2 separate regions of the Homo sapiens genome follow, and region 1 is linked to region 2. Evidence: chromatin contacts called from ENCODE Hi-C data. All regions are on one chromosome and are shown on one strand. The core of a region is the stretch at or near the end of the contact, and the rest is flanking DNA. Distances in the headings are between cores, read along the strand shown.

What was found. Hi-C counts contacts between places; a loop is a spot of excess contacts on that map. Pooled maps may share reads with other maps.
Region 1: a loop to region 2 is called in a map of posterior cingulate gyrus, with 7 times the contacts of the local background. The contact joins the enhancer-like site here to the promoter of RPS15A in region 2. A Hi-C loop is called at or near these places in 1 of 168 maps with a recorded cell type or tissue (posterior cingulate gyrus) and 2 of 50 pooled maps.

Annotation. Positions count from the first base shown.
Region 1 is chr16:19,377,321-19,383,785 of GRCh38, forward strand. All of the region lies in intron 1 of LOC105371114 (a long non-coding RNA gene), which reads right to left. Among named protein-coding and RNA genes, the nearest start is that of TMC5, 37 kb to the right of the region's middle. Within about 2 kb of position 3,176, at least 2 of the 41 ENCODE cell types and tissues checked have a DNase peak (open chromatin) inside an H3K27ac peak, as active enhancers do.
Region 2 is chr16:18,788,511-18,795,188 of GRCh38, forward strand. It overlaps RPS15A (ribosomal protein S15a), which reads right to left and starts at 1,824. Exons shown (of 5, transcript NM_001019.5): 1 at 1,734-1,824; 2 at 471-608. The coding sequence starts at 603. It overlaps ARL6IP1 (ARL6 interacting reticulophagy regulator 1), which reads right to left. Exons shown (of 6, transcript NM_015161.3): 5 at 6,089-6,173; 6 at 3,159-4,860. The coding sequence ends at 4,742. RefSeq lists enhancers at 777-1,494, 1,432-2,061.

The sequences.
Region 1 (6,465 bases), core at 1,926-4,425, 590 kb after region 2:
TAGTCAGGCATGGTGGTGTGCACCTGTAGTCCCTGCTACTCAGGAGGCCTCCCAGCTGCTCAGGAGGCCGAGGTGGGAGGACCGCTTGAGCCCAGGAGGTCAAGGCTGCAGTGAGCTGTGATTGCACCACTGCACTGCAGCCTAGGTGACAGAGAAAGGCCCTGTGTGTGTGTGTGTGTGTGTGTGTGTGTGTGTGTGTGTGTGTGTGTGTGTATGAATGAACGAAAGAAAGAAAGGAACAAAGACAGAAAGAAACAGACACTCAGCACCCCAGAGCACAAAGCGTGATAAGAAGTGCGATCCAGGATATATATTTTGGAAATGCTCTACCATGCTATGTGCCAAAGTCTGGAAAGTTCCCAAAAGACCACCAGACAGGGACTGGTAAACTAACCAAGGCAGGGACTCACCTGCCATCACCGTCATTGTCTATAAGCACGTGGGTGCTTATAGAAAAGACACATTGAGCAGGGCATGGGCGCAGGCACCTGTAATCTCAGCTACTCAGGAGGCTGAGGTGGGAGGATCCCTTGAGCCCAGGAGTTCAAGATTACTGTGAACTGTAATCTGTGCCACTACACTCCAACCTGGGCCACAGGGCAAAACCCTGTCTCGAAAAGAAATCTTGTGCTCCATGGCCAGTTTGTACTGCTGCCCTGCCTGTTGCAGGCACAAGTCGAAGAGCAAGTCTGAGAGGAACCATAGTACTTCAACTTGCTGACACAATGATTGGGCCAGAGTGTGGTCATGTGACACTCAATGAACCAATCAAAGTCCTTCCCTTGCCTTTTAGAAACAGACTGGGAGACATTTACTGAGCACCTATTTTGAGGGACTTACAAGGTTTCCTTCCAGCTTTGAAATCCACGAACCTATAAAAATAATTCCATTTTTAATTCCCCACTTGGAAACAATGATTTGTTAAGCACTTATTGTATGCTAAGCAATATGATCTATGCATTATCTTTCAACAACCTTACAAGATAGATAATATTTCTGTTTCCATTTCTTAAATAAGGAAAGGTTTCCCAGAAGTTAAACAATTTGCTTAAGGTCAAACAGCTAGAAAGTGCTCAAGTTTGAAGTTTCAATTTCTCTGACTCCAGAGTTCAGAGTCTTAATTAATGGCTAAATTGACTCTCATTGACATAATTATGCTCTGAGCCCATCACTAGTTCATTACAATTTCTTTGAAAATACCATTTTTAATGGCTGTAACTTCTTTTTTATCTTGTGGATGCTGTATAATTTAAGTAACTCCCAGTTGTTGAATAATTAGGACATTCACAATCTTTGCCATTATAATCGGCATTTTGTTCTAAATCTCAGTCAGCAAACTGCAGCTTGTGGGCCAGATTCACTTTGCTGCCTGTTTTGTTGGAACACAGCCACGTGCATTTATTCCCATAGCGTCTATGGTTGCTTTCAAGGCAAAGTGGAGTAGTTGCAACAGAAACCTTATGTCCCACAAAGCCTCAAATACTTACAATCTGACTATTTACAGAAAAGGTTTGCCAACCTCTGTTCTAAATATTTATCTACAATGCTGATTCCATCCTTAGGATAAACATATAGAAAGAGAATCAAGGCCGCGAGTGGTGGCTCATACCTGCAATCCCAGCACTTTGGGAGGCCCAGGTGGGCAGATCGCTTGAGCCCAGGATCCTGGGCAACATGGCTAAACCCCATCTCTACAAAAAAAAAAAAAAAAAAAATTACAAAAATTAGCTGGCATGCACCTGTAGTCCCAGCTACTTGGAAGGCCAAGGTGATAGTATGGCTTGAGCCTGGGATATGGAGGTTGCAGTGAGCCTAGATTGTGCCACTGCTCTCCAGCCTGGGCAACAGAGCCAGACTCTGTCTCAAAAAAAAAAAAAAAAAAATAGAACCAGCCAGGTGCAGTGCTGCACACCACAGTCCCAGCTACCCTGGAAGCCGAGGCAGAAAGATCTCTTGATCCCAGGAGTCTAAATCCAGCCTGGGCAACATAGCAAGAACCCTACCTCTTAAAAATAAATAAATTAATTAAAAATTTAAAAGTAAGACCAGGTGCAGTGGCTCATGCCTATAATCCCAGCACTTTGGGAGGCCAAGGAGGGAGGATCACTTGAGGCCAGGAGTTTGAGGCCAGCCTGAGCAACATAGTGAGACCCTGTCTCCACACACAAAATATATACATATATATATAATTTTTTTAAGATAATAAAAGTTTAAAAATATTAAATTTTTAAAATCGAGACAGGGTCTTTCTCTGTCATCCAGGCTGGAGTGCAATAGTGCAAACATGGCTCACTGCAGCCTTGACCTGCCAGGTTCAAATGATCCACCTGCCTCAGCTTCCTAAGTAGCTGGGATCACAGGCGAATGCCACCACATTGGGCTAATTTAAAAAAAAAATTGTAGAGACAGGGTACCACTATGTTGCCCAGGCTGGTCTTGAACTCCTGGGCTCAAGTAATCCTCCTGCCTTGGCCTCCCAAAGTGCTAGGATTACAGGCATGAGCCACTGCACCTGACCTTAATTTTTTTTTAAAGAGAGTATCAAGTCAAATTACTTTTCAGAAAGTTGATTTCAAGCAACATTGCCACCAGCAGTTTGTTTAAAGGTTTCATATCCCAGGCCTTCCACCTTGGCCAGCCCTGGATGACATTATGCAAATAGAAATTGAGGTATTCCACTGTTTCAGGGGCCTCTGGGGATACAGCAGTGACCAAAATACACAGGTCATTGCCCTCATGGGGCTTGTAATCTATGAAAGGGGTGAGGAGATACAATAAACTGCTTGCCAAGTAAATATGTCATTTGTCAGACGGCAATTGGTGCTATGAAGAAAATCAAAGTGGTTGATTTTCCACCCAAGAAGGTGGAGTGGGGTGCTAGTTTACATAAGGAGTTCAGCATCTGTCACTGATACGATGACATTTGAGCAGAGAACTGAAGGAAGAGCATCCCAGGTGGAGGATAAAGCAAATACAGTGAACATGATATTTTCAAAATTCAGCAGGGAAAATCATTATTTTTAGATCCATAGTAGAGCGGTGCTGGGGAGTATTGAGATAACTTTGTCCAGCAGGTAAGTCCAAAGGTATTTCTGTTTGACTCTGAAGCCCCTTGTACTTGCAGCTGATTTGCTTCGAGATTAGGGTTGGCTAAAGCTAACACTAAAATTAGCTTTCGTTTCCTAAATAAACAGCAGCTGGCAGTACATTTGGGGGTGGAGAGCAGCCTGAAAGAGCAGGGTAACAAGAAAAAAAATTGAGGTTTTCACATTTGCTAAGGAAGGAGAGATGCATATCAGTAACTGAGTCAGGTGATATATTCAAGCCTCCCTGGGTGATGGTGTCTTCTGAAACCATAACATGTTAAAATCCTCACTGTCATCAGAAATATTTTCCTTTCCCTCCTCCTCCTTCATTCAATCACCAAATCCTGTAATATCTCCCTCAGAATGAGCACATGAGGCTGGGCACAGCGACTCATGCTTGTAATCCCAGCATTTTGGGAGGCCAAGGCAGGCATTAGGGCCAGGAGTTCCAGACCAGCCTGGGTAGCATGGTGAAACCACATCTCTACCAAAATATGTATATATATATATATACAAAAATTAGCTTAGCTGGTCATGGTGGCACACACCTGTAGTCTCAGCTGCTTGGGAGGCTGCGGTGGGAGGATCACATGAGCCTGGGGAGGTCAAAACTGCAGTGAGTGATGATTGCACCACTGCATTCCAGCCTGGGCAACAGAGCAAGACTCTGATTAAAAATTTTTTTTTTTTGCTGGGCATGGTTGTGCACACCTGTAGTCCCAGCTACTCAGGAGGCTGAGATGGAGGATCACTTGAGCCCAGGAGTTTGAGGCTACGGTGAGTTATGATTGTGCCACTGCACTCCAGCCTGGATGACAGAGCAAGACCCTGTCTCAAAAATAAAATAAAATAAAAATAAAATGCCAACATGATAATGTCACACTCTTATATTAGTAATGTCTGTTTATTCCCAGCTAGAACTCTCATCTTTGGCTTAAATAGACACTCACAACCTTAGCTCCTTTTCCATCCTTCATTCCTGCCACATCTGCCCCAGATGTGCTCTGCTCCTGCCACACTCACCTCAAATGTAACTGTGGTGGCCAGCATCCAAGATGACCATCAGGGATTATCATCTGGCAATGATGCCCGTGTCTGATCCCTTTCCATGTTGGATGGAGCTAAGCGATCTGTAGGATATTGCAAAAGTGGCAACATATAGCTTCCAAGCATAGATCATTAAAGATGTTGTGTCTTTCTCCTTGCTCTCTCTTGAGCTGCTCTCTTGGGGAAGTCAGCCATCCTGTTGTGAGGACGCTGAAGCAACCCTGTGGGAATATCAGTGTGGTGAGAAACTGAGGCCCCCAGCCAACAGCCATGCGCGTGAGCTGCCTTGGAAGCCTGACTTCACACATCCACCTGATGACTTCTGGAAGCCTGACTCCACGTGTCCACATCTGCTCCATCTCCTTCAGAACTAGGCTGTTGGCCAATGCCCCTGTTTGTGTCTTGCTATTTCACTTGGACTATGACTAGGATTCAGGGGGCAAAAATCACCAATTATGGTGAATTCATGTTTTAGTTGATGCAGCTCCCATCAGCAAGGGCTTTTGCCTTTTTTAATGAAAATACCCACCTGGCATGGTGGCTCACACCTGCACTTTGGGAGGCCGAGGCAGGTGTATCGCTTGAGCCCAGGAGTTCAAAACCAGCCTGGGAACATGGTGAAACCCTGTCTCTACTAAAAACAAACATTAGCCAGTCATGGTGGTGCACACCTGTAGTCCCAGGTACTAGGGAGGCTGAGGTAGCAGGATTGCTTGAGCCCAGGAGGTGGAGGCTGCAGTGGGCCATGAGCATGCCACTGCACTCCAGCCTGGGAGACTGAGCAAGACCATGTCTTAAAAAAAAAAAAGAAAAGAAAGAAAAGGAAAAAAGAAATACCCAAAGCCTGAGCTGACCTGGTGATTCTGCCACCCCTGCAATCCTGATTGAATAATGCAACCCAAATTGGTCATAAATTATTCTCATGTAATTTGAAATCATCTACCACAAGGAGAACAAACACAAAAACTGCATAATCTCACAGCTTGCTGATAAGAACAGAGGGCTTACCAGTGGCAGTGAGGGCTTGGTGCTTGCCCTTGAAAGTGGAGTTCTCATCTGGAATTTCTATAATAGACCCAGAGTCAACAGCCAGGTTCATGCCTGAGGGACCTCAAGGACCATACTGGTTGCTCTGTGAAATGACTACCCCTGGCTTTTGGGAGGTTTAGAGATGACTTGAGCTCTTCATAACTAAAAACATCCATGGCATTTGAGCCTCACCCAATCTCTCAACTTTGTCATTCCCTGGGGATTTAGGGTGCACCGTTGGCTGGGGAACCAGCTGGCTAAAGAGAGAGGCAGTGCACCTGAGACTGTACATGAGCCCGGGCACCTGAGACAGGGAATCTGAGACAGTACTCTCTGTACTTCTTTATCCTCCTCTATAAAGTGATTCTAATAATAGCATCTACCTCTGTAGAAGAAAAAATTATTCAATGGCACATGTTAAAATACGGTAAGGCAGATTTTTCAGGACCATCATGATAGGTATAGGGAACATAGTAATGAAATTTTGCAATGGGAGAGAGATTGGGCTCAGTCTTAAATGGCTGGCCGGCTAAGTGGCTGACTGGGAGGCTGGGTGAGGGGTAGGCTGGGAGGCTGGCCGAGTGGCTGTCTTGGAGGCTTGCCAGCAGGCTGGCTGGCCCGCTGAGATGCTGGTGGGCTGGCTGAGAAGCTGGTCGAGAGGCTAGCGGGCAGTCTTCCTGGCTGAGTGAGAGGCTGGCTGGCTGAGAGTCTGGCTGAGAGGCTAGCTGAGATGTCGGCTGGCTCCGTCTGGGTTGGATGAGGACACTTTGGAGGAGGGAGCAGGAATAAGGAAGATACCCTTACCACCTGCTATCCCCCAGAGCTGGGAGCACCCGGCGCTGAGGGTGGGAGGCGGCAGTGACCGGGCACAGCTTATAGCACCCGGCTCCCTCCGTGCACCCTCGGATGCCAGGAACACCTTCCCTATGAGCACTCCCCATGGCCCTACCGTGGTGGACTGCGGGCCGCAGTCTCTATCTTATCCTCAAAGGTTTTCTGTAGATCTAAAACTGTTCTAAAACAGAAAATTATGTGTGTGGGTAAGTAATTTCCTGGCTCAAAATAAAAGCTATTTTCATTGTGGTTAAGGGTAAGGTCACTGGATGAGAACCTGGTTTCCGATTATTTCCTGTGTGAGCTGGACCACATGCCACAACCTTTCTGAGCCTGTTTTCTCATCCATAAAATGAGGATATAAGACTAGAGCTTAGGTCTCAGGGCTGTGGCAAGAACAATTGCCTAGAGGCAGCCTATATTTCCATCGATAGGAGATGGATTAAATAAATTTTGACACATCTGTGCA
Region 2 (6,678 bases), core at 574-3,073:
ATGGAGTCTTGCACTGTCGCCCAGGCTGGAGTGCAGTGGCCGATCTCGGCTCACTGCAACCTCCACCTGCTGGGTTCAAACAATTCTCCCTGCCTCAGCCTCCAAAGAGCTGGGACTACAGGCGCCTGCCACCACGACCGGCTGATTTTTGTTTTTGTTTTTTGTTTTTTTAGTAGAGACGGGGTTTTGCCATGTTGGCCAGGCTGGTCTCGAAATGAGCTCAGGAGTCCTTTCAATGACTTAGATTCATTTAGCTCCCAAACACCTAGCAGAGCTCCTTTTTCCAGCAGTCCTACTCTAAGTGACTCTTCAGCAGTTTCAGACTATCCCCTCCTCCACAGCCCACAGGTCAATTGCATTCGTTCTCAGGTATGACAGACATACTTTGGTCCCCCATAATTAATTTCTACAGGACTGATTTCTTAGAGAGTCTCACATGAAAACATAAAACACAGCGGCAGCAGACTTACCATGCTTCATCATCACAGTGAGAAACCGGACGATGACTTTGGAGCACGGCCTAATAAGCACCTGGCGTTTGCCTCTCTTTTCGGCATTGTTGATACTCTTGAGAGCATCTGCCAGGACATTCATGCGCACCATTGTGGCTGTTCAAGGAAGACAAAACAGGAGGTTTTACTGGCATTGCCAACATCAACAGACACCAACCATTACACTGCGGAAGTATCCTTTCCTTTCTGGCCCCACCTTGGCGAAGTTTTCTCAAGTCTAAGCAGGCTGCTTCTCCATTTCCCACCACCCAGGAAAATTCCTATTTACTACGGTTGTTGAAAACAGGTTATCGGGACGTCAGCCTGCACATTTTGAAACTCATTCATTCACTAACCACTCTTCTTCGAATCGTGCCACACACCAACGTCTGGAGATAATAAAATGTGGGACAAAATCCACTTGACACAAGACAACGTGAGAACTGGCAGAAACTGCCAGCTACCGGAAGGAAAACATCGGGTATAGTCGATCAGTGATTCAGAACAGAAGCAGAGTATCATCGGCAACATTTTCCAAATTGCTGAAAATCAGCAGATTCCATACTATTAACATTGTACTTTAAATCAGTTCACTCTCACCTACAATGAACACATCTAACTATTAAACATCCATCTTCGTGCCATTTAAAATTGCGTCCAACAGCAAGAGCCACAGTGGCAAACAGAAACATTTTACATGCTTGTCAGACTGGACTCTCTTCTAATGGGCAAGAACCGCACACTACACTGAAGTTTTGAAAGACCAAAGTGCCAATAGTAAAGAGTAGAACTTAAATTCCTTAAGTTCAAAAGTGTCTAAAGAAAAACTCTGCGGCCCAGAAGATCCAAGTTGGCACCCAGCAAACTGCCAACCCCGGCACGATGCAGCTTTTACCTGCTGGGTGGCCTCAGCCTCCCAAGCTCCCAGCGCGGCCGCAGCAGTGAGAAGCTGCACGGCCCACCAGCCCCGATGTTGCCCGCCGCCCGGGGCCAAGGCGCTGCCTCAGCACTAAAGGGAGATCCAGACGCTGCGGCCCGAACCGGAGCTACCGCCTAGCTGGGCAGTCGAAGGCTCCGGCTCCCGCCCGCGCTGCGGCCTGCACCCCACGGACCGGGATCCCCTGAGTGCACAGTCTGGGGCGCCCAGCCATGGCTCTCCTCTATGCCTGTCCAGGAACCGGCAAGGCCAGGATCCTCGGCCAAGGTGGGGACCAGCCTCCTCGCAGGACACCGAGACCGAACCTTAGATTGCAGGATGGCGCCGATGGCAGACGGATGAAATTGGAGCTCTCAGAGAGTGCTACTCACCGGCGCGGAAAGATGGCGGAAAGAGGACGGGAGGGGAGAGCGCACGGAGTTATGGGAAGCGGGAGAGCTATCGCGAGACTTTCAAAGGCCCGGCAAAAACAAGGACCGCCTAGGAGAAGGACGAGGGTGAGGGAAAGGCGGAGCCTCCTCAGGGGTTGGCAGTTGAGAGTCGATGGAATCGACCTCCCCCGGTGGGGCCTGGGAGAGGCAAGGTGAGCCGTTCGTTGGAGGTTCGTCTACATTTTTTTTTTTTTTTTGAGACAGTTTCGCTCTTGTAGCCCAGACTGGAGTGCAGTGGCGTGATCTCGGCTCACTGCAACCTGCGCCTCCCGGGTTCAAGTGATTCTCCTGCCTCAGCCTCCTGAGTAGCTGGAACTACAGAGATGCGCCACCACGCCCGGCTAATTTTTGTATTTTTAGTAGAGACGAGGTTTCCCCAAGTTGGCGAAGATGTTCTTGATCTCCTGACCTTGCGATCCGCCCGCCTCGGCCTCCGAAAGTGCTGGGATTACAGGCGGGAGCCACCGCGCGGGCCTTAATTTTTATTTTAGTTTACTTTTGATAAGGAGTCTCGCTCTGTCGCCCAGGCTGGAGTCCAGTGGCGCGATCTTGGCGCACTGCAGCCTCCGCCTCCCGGGTTCAAGCGGTTCTCCTGCCCCAGCCTCCAGAGTACCTGGGATTACAGGCGCCCGCCATCACACCCGGCTAATTTTTGTATTTTTAGTAGAGACGGGGTTTCACCATGTTGGCCAGGCTCGTCTCAAACCCCTGACATCAAGTGATCTGCCCACCTCGGCCTCCCAAAGTGTTGGGATTACAGGCGTGAGCCACCACACCCGGCTAAAAATTTTTTTTTAATTAAAAAGTTAAGTTCAGACAAAAGTCACCCAACAGTTGTTTACTGAGCACCCATGTACCAGACGCTAGCAAGGCCCTGGGGTACGAGGTGCCCACACAGGCACCATTTAGCCAGTTCTGTCCCTGCCGGTTCTTCCAGCTTCGTCCTCTCTCACACGTCAATGCCCCTGCTCATTCGTTGCATTTCCTCTTCCCTCTAGCATGGTACCTGGATATTTGCTAAATAAAACTTAAACCTTTTATTTTTGTTCTTTTTTAAAATTTTTCCTAGACAGGGTCCTGCTCTGTTGCCCAGGCTAGAGTGCAGGGGTACACTCAGCTCAATGCAACCTCAAACTCATGGACTCCAGTGAACCTCCTGCCCAGGTCTCCCAAAGTGGTGGGATTACAGGTAGGGTACCTTATAGACATCTAAGGACCACACAGGGTACTTCATTAATCAGATTCATAAATCCAATCATAAATATTATATTGGCTAAGTTATAAAGAAAGTGAGACATGAAGATTCCAGCTTTTTTTATTTTTTCCCCTTTTACACAAAACAAAGTAGAAGAAATAATACAGGATTAAAACTGCAAAAGTAGTTAATCAGTAGAATATGTATGCACACAAAAAATCCAGATAGGAAGACAGGCTTATTTACAATGAAAGTAAGGTAAAATTAACGTAGTTTTCTTATGAAATAATAAAAAAAAATCAAACATATGCTACAATGGGCACCACTGTTCACAGCAATATTAAAGAGGAGAAAACAACACTTATTTAATAGGGACAGATATACCACAAGGTACAACATCAGTGCAATAAATTCACAAAACTATATTACAGCTAGTTAATCAGTTTAAGAATTGTTCCCGTCAGTCACATTTTTTGGCCCTCAGAAGTTCATTCCTAAAGATTTCAACTACTCTAAATTTCTAGCTACCAAGAAGTTAAGAATGATTATAAGAAGCTTTCCAAGGAGTTATGAAATCTTTGTAGACCAGAGGCCAACTATCATCACCTCAAGTCTGCTCTCACCAACAGCCCTTGTATTTTTCAGGGAGAAATCTCTAGGAAAAAAGTCAGACACCAGTGTAGTCACTATCTCCCATGTCAAACCTAGGGGACTAAAATGGTCAGTATTACCATAAAATGATAATTTTGAGGTTTACCTTAAAAGGCTTATTCTGGTCTCAAAAATTAGATAAGATTATCTTCTACTGAAATGAATATTGACTAAACATAGAAGACTGCTGTCCTTTTGCCAGTCTTAGAGTGAAAGTCATAGACATGAGTCTTAACCTACTGTATACTATAGCTAATGTCAGCTGAAAATCTGAAATTAAAAGCATGCTAGAAATCCTAAATGCAATCTTTTGGAAGTCTGCTATTAAAAAGCCTTTAAGGATTTACTAACTTCGAGTCTAAGTGCAAGGGGACGAAAGCTTAAGCCTGTCAGACATTCCTTTTCTTGGACAAAAAGATCAAAGTTTCCTACAAATTGCTAAGCTTTGCACAAGGGAGAAGCCTACATGTACTAGTGCATGGAATCAGTTTCATCTTATTTCATGGGGACTCTTCTCCCACTGGAAAGAAACAGAATGAGGAATGAATCTTAATTGGTCTCTTCATCAGAAGTGGTAAACTTGGTCTCTATATTCACGAAGTCAGACAGTTTTTTAAGCAGACTGTGGAAGCAGACAGAACCAGCTTCCTGTAGCCACAGACCACTACATGGTATCTAAGCTAAAGCAAAGATGAACAATTATCCAGATTCACTTGAACTGTACTAAAGGGCAAGGTTCACCACTACAAAAAGGAAGTTGTCTAAAAGCAAGAATTCAATTAACGCTGGGTAAGAAAAGTCAAAACACTAATGAGTTGTCCATGAAGCCAACTGCTAAGAACGCGCTCAACTATACGCGACATGAAGACACTATGCACGAAGCCTTACTTGGCGAGTCTGAATTTCTATTAACTAAGGGCAGAGTGAGGGAGAACAAAGAGCTACTTCCGTAACATTTTAGTATCCAGATAGTACAGCAGAAACGGTTCCCGGGGCAATGGGTGCTGCATTAATCACACTGATTAAAGCAGATGAATCATTCGTTTTTCTTTTCTTTTTGTTTGAGAAGTTTGTTTATCTCCCTCTTGGCCATTCCAATGTACTTCAAAATGATTCCATGTTGGTTTAGTCCAGGAAGCAATAGTAAGGAAGTCACTTAAAATAAAAAAAAACCCAACATTAAGGAGGCAGCAATTAACCTGCTAAAGGTTATTACTTTTTTTTTTTTTTTTTGAGACAAAGTTTCACTTTTGTTGCCCAGGCTGGAGTGCAATGGCGCAATCTTGGCTCACCGCAACCTCCGCCTCCCAGGTTCAAGCGATTCTCCTGCCTCAGCTACCCAAGTAGCTGGGATTACAGGCATGCGCCACTACGCCTGACTAATTTTGTATTTTTAGTAGAGATGGGGTTTCTCCATGTTAGTCAGGCTGGTCTCGAACTCCCAATCTCAGGTGATCCGCCTGCTTCAGCCTCCCAGAGTGCTGGGATTACGGGCGTGAGCCACCACACCCAGCGACAAGTCTCACTCTTTTTGCCCAGGCTGGAGTGCAATGGCACAATCTCGGTTCACTGCAACCTCCACCTCCCAGGTTCAAGCGATTCTCCTGCCTCACCCTACCAAGTAGAGTAGCTGGGATTACAGGTGCCTGCCGCCACGCCTGGCTAATTTTTGTATTTTTAGTACACATGTGATTTCGCAATGTTGGCCAGGCGGTCTCCAACTCCTGACCTCAGGTGATCAGAGGTTATTACGTGTGTATGGCGGTGGTGGGTGGGGGGGGTGGTGAGTGCAGTGGTGTGATCTCAGCTCACTGTAACCTCCACCTCCTGGGTTCAGGTGATTCTCATGCCTCAGCCTCCTAGGTAGCTGGGACTACAGGTGTGTACCACCACATCCAACTAATTTTTGTATTTTTAGTAGAGACAGGGTTTCGCCATGTTGGCTAGGCTGGTCTCAAACTCCCGGCCTCAAGTGATCCACCTGCCTCAGCCTCCCAAAGTGCTGGGATTACAGGCTGAGCCACCGTGACCAGCCAGTTATTACATTTTAAAGAAGGCAGGTTCCTACATTATTAAACTCAGTAATGGGAGGAAGCAACATGAAATCAATTACTTCCACTGGGATGTATCCCCAGAAACTTCTGCTCTCATCCCCTCTTCCACCTCAGAAAATAATCATTGCTTATTTTTACCTCTTGCACATTACTTTCTACCTTGGTTATTGCATTGTTTTCACTTTCTATGAGACCATAATAATCTTTCCATATTCCCACAGTTCCTTTTCGGTGTCTAAAACTTAGGAAGTATTCAGCTGTTTACTGACGAAGTTACAGTTAAATTTCACTGGCCAGGATGTGCCTGTAGTTTTTCCTCAAAGACTTACCTATCAGGTAGGTGAGAAGCAGGTTGTGGACTTGTTGTCCCACCCAAGCAACCGCAGCAAGGGAAACGATCATGGTCATGAAGTACTAGCAATGAAAACAAGAATTTAATATCAAAACTTCATGTGACACCATAAATATATGTAATTTTTATTTGTCAATTAAAGAAGAATGTGTTTCAAAGTTCGGGAAATAATTTAGCTTTTATTATCACTTTTCTTTAAAAATTCTTAGATTTAAAAACCTATTCCATTGGATCTACTTTATAGAATTTGGATACATTTCTTCCTAGAATTACTGCAATTCTGTATGTAAATATTTTATGATATAAATTATACGATCTTTTCAGTTAATAACTTCACGGAACAGCCTCACGACGTGAAGCTTACAGATAAGAGAACAGATGAACAGATGCTTTCCTTTTTTTTTTTTTTTTTTGAGACAGAGTCTCATTCTGTCACAAAGGCTGGAGTGCAGTGGTGCAAACAGCTCACTGCGCAAACACAGCTCACTGCAGCCTCGACCTCCAGGGCTCAAGTGATCCTCAGCCTTCCATGTAGCTGGGATTATAGGCATTAGCCACTGTGCCCGG